Linked DNA regions of Homo sapiens: region 1 is linked to region 2. The links are chromatin contacts, found by Hi-C or POLR2A ChIA-PET in ENCODE. All regions are on one chromosome and are shown on one strand. The core of a region is the stretch at or near the end of the contact, and the rest is flanking DNA. Distances in the headings are between cores, read along the strand shown. Region 1 holds the start of GLB1 (galactosidase beta 1). Region 2 overlaps OSBPL10 (oxysterol binding protein like 10).

What was found. Hi-C counts contacts between places; a loop is a spot of excess contacts on that map. ChIA-PET counts read pairs that join two places held with the same protein, here RNA polymerase II (POLR2A). Pooled maps may share reads with other maps.
Region 1: a pooled map shows a loop between it and region 2 (2.8-fold over the local background). The contact joins the promoter of GLB1 here to the enhancer-like site in region 2. A Hi-C loop is called at or near these places in 1 of 50 pooled maps. POLR2A ChIA-PET finds 5 or more read pairs at or near these places in 3 of 52 experiments (GM10248, activated B cell and activated T-cell).

Annotation. Positions count from the first base shown.
Region 1 is chr3:33,095,752-33,099,202 of GRCh38, reverse strand. It overlaps GLB1 (galactosidase beta 1), which reads left to right and starts at 2,057. Exons shown (of 16, transcript NM_000404.4): 1 at 2,057-2,192. The coding sequence starts at 2,118. TMPPE (transmembrane protein with metallophosphoesterase domain) reads left to right here and starts at 2,057. Exons shown (of 2, transcript NM_001039770.3): 1 at 2,057-2,484. RefSeq lists a silencer at 1,860-2,469.
Region 2 is chr3:31,914,669-31,918,671 of GRCh38, reverse strand. All of the region lies in intron 1 of OSBPL10 (oxysterol binding protein like 10), which reads left to right. Among named protein-coding and RNA genes, the nearest start is that of OSBPL10, 65 kb to the left of the region's middle. Within about 2 kb of position 1,256, at least 2 of the 41 ENCODE cell types and tissues checked have a DNase peak (open chromatin) inside an H3K27ac peak, as active enhancers do.

The sequences.
Region 1 (3,451 bases), core at 808-3,307, 1.2 Mb before region 2:
AAAACAAGGATGTTCTTTTATATAACCATTACCAAAATTACCATTACCGTTACCCAAATCAATACACTAATACAAAACTATTATTTAATATTTAGACCGTGTACCATTATCAAAATCAGAAAGTTAACATTGATGCGGCCGGGCACAGTGGCTCATGCCTGTAATCCCAGCACTTTGGGAGGCCGAGGTGGGCAAATCACTTGAGGTCAAGAGCTCCAGACCAGCCTGGCTAACATGGTGATACCCCATCTCTACTAAAAATACAAAAATTAGCCAAGCCTAGTGGTGGGTGCCTGTAATCCCAGCTACTTTGGAGGCTGAGGTGGGAGAATCACTTGAACCTGGGAGGCGGAGGTTGCAGTGAGCCGAGATTGTGCCACTGCACTCCAGCCTGGGTGACAGAGTGAGACTCTGTCCCCCCACCCCCCCAAAAAGGAAATTAACATTGATGCATGGTACTAATCTAACCTACAAGTCTAATTCTGATTTCATCAACTGTCCCACTAACATCCTGTATATACCAAGCTTCTTATCGTCATCATCTCTGGTAATTTCCCCAATTATCCAGTGAATTTGATATTATTAGCCCTGCTTTACCAACAAAGAAACTAAGCTCAGAGAGGTTAAGTAATTTGCCCACAGTTACACAGACAGTAAGTGGCAGAGCTGGAATTCCAACTCAAGTGTACTTCCTCCAGAGCCCTTGTTCTTTAATACTGAACTAGAATTGCAGAGCTTGGAAAGGACTTCACAGTGCAAGGACACGGAATTGGTACTACAGGCATGAAAAGAAGCCAGGCACGGTGGCTCATGTCTGTAATTCCAGCATTTTGGGAGTTCCAGGCAGGTAGATTGCTTGATCCCAGAACTTCAAGACCTGCCTGGGAAACGTGGTGAGACCCTGTCTCTACAAAAAATACAAAAATTAGCCGGGTGTGGTGGCGCACGCCTGTAGTCCCAGCCACTTGGTAGGCTGAGACGGGAGAATTGCTTGAGCCCAGGAGGCCAAAGCTGCAGTAAGCCGTGATTGCGCCCCACTCCAGCCTGGGTGACAGAGTGAGACCCTGTCTCAAAAAACACAAAAACAAAACAAAAAAACAACCCCCCAAACCAAAAAACAAAAACCTAAGAAAAGCCAGTAACTGATACTTTCTCAATCTCTCAATGAAATGTCCTTTCTGATACTTTCTCAATCTCTCAAGGACATGTCCGGTAGGAAAGGAGAAAGGAGTGAACAAATAGAATTTTGGCTACTTTGTTATACAATGTAAAAAGGCTTTTTGGAACACCAAGGCATAAACTAAGGTTATTTTAAAAAAGAAAATTTTTTTTTGATACGGAATTTCGCTCTTATTGCCCAGGCTGGAGCGCAATGGCTCGATCTCGGTTTACTGCAACCTCCACCTCCCGGGTTCAAGCGATTCTCCTGTCTCAGCCTCCTCAGTAGCTGGGATTACAGGCGCCTGCCACCACGCCCGGCTAATTTTTGTATTTTTAGTAGAGACGGGGTTTCATCATACTGGTCAGGCTGGTCTGGAACTCCTGACCTCAGGCGATCCGCCCGCCTCGGCCTCCCAAAGTGCTGGGATTACAGGCGTGAGCAGGATTTTCATTCTAACAAGTTCCAGGTGAGTTGATACAGTGGCTCCAGGGACCGACCACATTTTGCTAACCCCCGGCTTAGAGTTATTCAAAGAGCCCGTATATGAGACGCGGATTCCATCTAGGGCGTTTAGGTTTAATGATTAACAATTTCCCTCTTCTGCTCTCTCAAGGCAGCCAGGGAACAGGGAGACCATGATTCATGTCCAATCCCCGAGGCGCGTTATCAAGCTGCTGAAAGCAGGCCCTCCGGACTGCAGTTCCAAAGGGTCCCTTCCCAGGGAAGACGCCTGCAAAACCCAGATAGTACTATCCTGGAGTCACGCGGCGGCGCGCAGCCTCCTAGCCGCCCCCACCCGCCCGGCTCGGCCACAGCGGGGCGGGGCGCGGGGCTGAGCAGGCGCGAGGGCTGGCTGCTGGGCCGACGAGGGGCGGTGCCAGGCCGTGGGTCCTTAGTCAAGTGACGCGAAGCGGCCGGCCTGGGCGCCGACTGCAGAGCCGGGAGGCTGGTGGTCATGCCGGGGTTCCTGGTTCGCATCCTCCCTCTGTTGCTGGTTCTGCTGCTTCTGGGCCCTACGCGCGGCTTGCGCGTAAGTCTGCGGGACCCGGGTACGGGGAGGCATTGCTAGGGGACAGGCTGGCGGGGAACCGGGCTGGGGTCGCAGCCACCCGCGGTCCCGCAGGGCGGGGAGCCTGAGCCCCGAAGTGCCCCCCAGCAGGCTCGCGGCCGGCGGAACGCAGGCAGTGGACCGGCCTTCCCGTCGGGGGCGGGCCGGGCGGGGCGCGCGTCCTTCCAGGCAGCTCGGTCGCTTGTGCGTTCCGCTCCGGCCGCCCTTTGCGCTTGGATCCACTTCCCCATCTGTAACGAGGTGTTGAGACGAGGTGCGTGTAAACATTTCCTAAGTTGGCTTTCCGGGAGGGGATTCCAAGTTGCGCGGGTTAGAGGGTGCCTCCGGCTCTGGTTTGGGGCGCCCTCGCTTTCCCAGTTGGTGCTCTGCGGAGCGCTCCGGAAGGAGAAAAATGGGGTCAGGAGAGGCCCTTGCAGTGGGAACATTGGGTTATTTCCCCTCTGGGTGCTCTCCCTCTTCGTGCATCTTGTTCCTTTCTCACCACTCCCCGTCGCCTGCCCTTTGGCTTGGGTTTTTCTTTGTATTTGTGGGACCGTTTTCCTTCGGCGTTTGGGGGTCCAGGTTGAGGGGGGGAATAGGCAGGCTGCCGGGGGATGCCATCGTTGATCGGGGCAGGGCTGGCGAGGCGAATAGGTGAGGTGCGGGGCGTGCACAGTTGGTGGGAGAGGAAGGACAGCTTCACTCGCTGCGTCCGAGCTGAGGCGACTGGCTGAGGGGCTCCAAAGCGCTGCCTGGGGAGGTTTGCATCACACCTGCGGAAAGGAGAGTGGGTAGTTGCAAGCTGCTCCTCTGCACGTTCCGCGGACCAACTTTGGTTCCTCCAGGGTGTAGGTGGGCTGAGCCTGCAGTATGCTTTAAGTAAGAGCTGGTAGCATTTGACACCGTTGACTTGTAAGTTACACCCTTTAATAACGCTTTCAATAACGTGCCTAGGGCAGAGAAAAGTGGTACATTTATCTACAACCAAGATTGAACATCTTAAGTATTTGGAAAACAGCTGCTGAAAATGTTTTCATTTTGGGAAAAAGTCAGCACAGATTATTTGCTGCTCCCTCTTCACCCCGTCTGTGGTTCCCCTACCCCAGTATGTAGACAGAGTTTTCTTGTCCAGAAGGCCCGTAGGACCTTAGGAGTCAGAGCTAGCCAGCTGTGAGAACCACTGGGGAAGGTGGAACTGGGGCACAGTTCAGGAGAACAGTGGCAGGGTAAGGGGCTAGGGG
Region 2 (4,003 bases), core at 7-2,506:
CATACACTGACTTTGCTTTCCTATCCTTATAGGCTTGGGCTGGAGGTAGTGGGGCCAGTGACTTGCTTACTTTCATTTGTTTCCTGTTTGGTCAGCAGTGGTCCCAGTGATGACCGCCTTACTATCTCATTAACCCTTTTCCTTTCTGAGGTGATTTTCCATTCCAAACTCTTTAGACACAAAACTGCTCTGGAGCCAGGCATGGTAGCTCACTCCTCAGGAGGCTGAGGCAGGAGGATCGTTTGAGCCCAGGAGTTCGAGGCTACAGTGAGCTATGATCATACCACTGTACTCTGGCCTGGGCAACAGAATGAGACCCTGTCTCTTTAAAAAAAAAAAAAAGAAAAGAAAAAACAACTCCAGTGTGTGTCTTCTAGATGTTTTTGTTTCACTTTCAGGGACTTGTCTTGCTGTCTTTTAACTTTGTCATTATTACTATTTTTTAAAGCAAAAGAGAAAGTTTAAAATACTGGCATAAAGGTTAAGTGAATTGTCATTGTGTTTTTAATAACTGAGGAGGGCTTTTGTTTGGAATGATATTTATAGTAAGTTGTTCTTTTTCAATTATTAGTTTATTAAAATAGTAAATTTTAAAACCTAGTATTTCTTGAACTTTAAGCTCAACTTGTAGATAAATTTTTATTTATAAAGTAGTAATTTTCATGTCAAAAATGGTTTCACTTATTCATTGATTAACCTCACTTAGTTTCTAAATTTAACAAATTAAAGTTATTAAGGCTGTTAGCACCACTTAAAGATTTAATCAGAGTCCCTTGATGTTTTAAACTGTAATCACACATTTTAAGTATCTGTTTCTCTCAAACACCTTAACTAAGGCTGATAACAAAACCGAGGAGCAAAGTCAGCCTCATACTTCAGCAGCTCTTGGGAATTAGTGCAGTAATCCTACTGGAAGCCAAGAGGAAAAAAGAGTGCGTTAGTCCAGTCAAGGTTACATGTTTTGAGGTATTGATTGATTGATTGTCAGCATACTAGATCAGTTTGTACCTTCCAAGGTGCTCCTTCCTATCTCAACAGCTAGTTTCTTTTCTCTTTTTGTGTTTTAAATCAGGCAGCCTCCAGAACCAGAATAGGTTCAGAGAGACTCTCAAAAGCTGGTTGCTTGATAAAAACAAAGCATACTTGTGAGTAGGAGGTTTGGGTGTCTGTAGTCTTTCAGCTGGGGGTTACCTATTTGCATAGGTTGCACTTGTCTGCAGCCAGGTGTGCTAAACTACCCATCATGTAAATTAACAGAGGCTCTTGAATGTACTTTTTTTCTCTAGTCAAGCAGTAAGGATTTATTCTTTTCATTTTTCACAACATAGCAAAAGACACCTCGTTAATAGCTTTTCACTATAAAGACTGTAAAGATTGAATTACTTTCTCATTTGGTTGGGACTCCTAGTGGAGTTGGACACTGAAATTCCTTTGCCAAGGCCCTTGGCCCCACCTCACATGAACGCTGTAACTGTCGTGTAATTTCTTGTGTGGGGCCTAGTGTGGGCACCGGTGGGATGCTGAACCCCGGCTGTGACACCGACTTTGTCTTGTCTTATTCTCCAGTGTCCTATTGACCTCCTCCTGGAATCTCATTATTGATGTGCACAAGGGAAGTAAAGTAATGCAAGGAGGCACAGCCTCACATTATTTAGAAGAAATGCTTTTGGAGAGGCTTGAAATCGATTTTTTGAAATCTAAATATTAGAACAAAAGAGATATATTTAGTCTGCATATCTTAATAGGAGTCCCGGCTTACAATAAAAACATTTATTAAACAGTTAAAGATGGAAAGCAGAGATAAGCAACCATTTTCAGGAGAGGGCCAGGTGGATGAATCAACACAATTGGTCTTTTTGGCAAGAATGTTAAAACCTGTTGGTTTTGATTTTGTTAATTGGAAACAGCGAGGGAGATTAACAGGTGCCTGAGAAGTAATTAATCAGGGATTTAGAGAGCTTTTATGTTATCAGGGAAAGGTGATTTTGAAAGTGTCCACTCCAATATTTAAGAGTACTGAGTGGAACAAACATTTACATTTTTACTGTATTGATTAGCTTACTCATTGGTGAGCCATGGACTGTGGAAAATGATCATTTGTGGGGGTGGGTGATAAAAGACTAAGAGTCAATTTAGAGTGAGGTTTGGTGCATGAAAAAAGGTGTCAGATATTTTACTTCTGACTGCTCATGAGAACAAAGGCATCATAATGCTTATAACCAACCTGTTGTTACACTTGACTCCTCTGTTTTTAGAGGCAGTGGGGTGGCCACTCACTCTACACTTGCCAAATCACCCAATTAGGAAGACAAACCAAGAAGGAACATTTTACGTGACTTTAGAATTGGGGAAATAGGTGAGTAGGAAGCTGTACAAAATATGCACATTGATTTCTGCATGTTAACTTATTTTGGGTTCTAGAATGTAGAAGCCAGTATCAGTGCATCCATGTTTGTGTGCTATAGCCTTTTGGATAGAATTTGATCAGTATCAAAATAAATACATGCATACTTATTGTACATTAATTATTTCCCTCCTGGAGACAGTGCTGGATTCTTTTTTTTTTTTTTTTTTTGAGACGGAGTTTCACTCTTGTCACCCAGGCTGGAGTGCAATGGTGCGATCTTGGCTCACTGCAACCTCCACCTCCCGGGTTCAAGCGATTCTCTTGCCTCAGCCTCCCGAGTAGCTGGGATTACAGGCTCCCACCACCACACCTGGCTAATTTTTTATATTTTTTAGTAGAGACGGGGTTTCGCCGTATTGGTCAGGCTGGTCTTGAACTCCTGACCTCAGGTGATCTGCCCACCTCGTCCTCCCAAAGTGCTGGGATTACAGGCGTGAGCTACCACTCCCGGCCTGGATTTCTCTTAAAGGGTGTTGCGTGGTTGGTTACAGATAATTTTTTTTCAACTTTTATTTTAGATTTGGAGGTACACGGGCAGGTTTGTTACCTGGGTGTACTGAGTGATGCTCACGTTTGAGGTATGAATGATCCTGTCACCTAGGCACTGAGCATGGTATGCGATAGTTTTTCAACCCTTGCTCCCTCTCCTTCCCTACTTTAGTCGCCCCAAGTTTTTATTGTTGCCACCATTATGTCCATTAGTACCCAATGTTTAGCTTACACATATAAGTGAGAATATGCGGCATTTGGTTTTCTGTTCCTGCATTAATTCGCTTGGGATAATGGCCTCCAGCTGTATCCATGTTGCTACAAAGGAAATGATTATTTTTTTATGGCTGGGTAGTATTCCATGATATATGTGTACCACATTTTATATATCCAGTCCACCATTGACAGGCACTTAAGTTGATTCCATGTCTTTGCTATTGTGAATAGTGCTGTGATGAACACCTGAAGGTCACCAGAGAATTTGAGGACAGGAGTTGGGAGGCGAAGTGGAAGGGAACAACTCCAGGAAACCACCAATAAGAGGAAATTTTATTCATGGTAATGGTTTTTTTTCCCCCCTGTTACCATTCAATGGCTATTTATTAAAAAAAAAAATGTGTTCAAAGCAGTGCACTGGATGCAGATGAGGATACGATAGAAGACAACAGGCATGGTAGTGGTTCACACCTGTAATACCTGTGCTTTGAGGCCAGGAGTTCAAGGTTACAGTGAGCTCTGATTGTGCCACTGCACTCCAGCACGGAGCTTGGGCGACAGAGTGAGACTCTGTCTCAAAGGGAAAAAACAAAACCAAACAAAACAAAACACAATAGACACATCCCCGTAAACACAGGGAGCTTATACTCTAGTGTAATGCTGTTCAATGGAACCTTCAGCAGTGATGGCAATGATATATAGGTATGTTGTCCAATATGGTAGCCAGTAGCCACATGTGGCTATTGAGTGCTTGAAATGTGATCAGCATGACTGAGGGATTGAATTTTTTATTTTATTTAATTTTATAATCATTTTAAGTTAAATAGTTGCACATGGCTAATGACTAGTTGGGCATTTGTAGTGGGTCAAGTGAGTTCTAGTTCTAGTCTT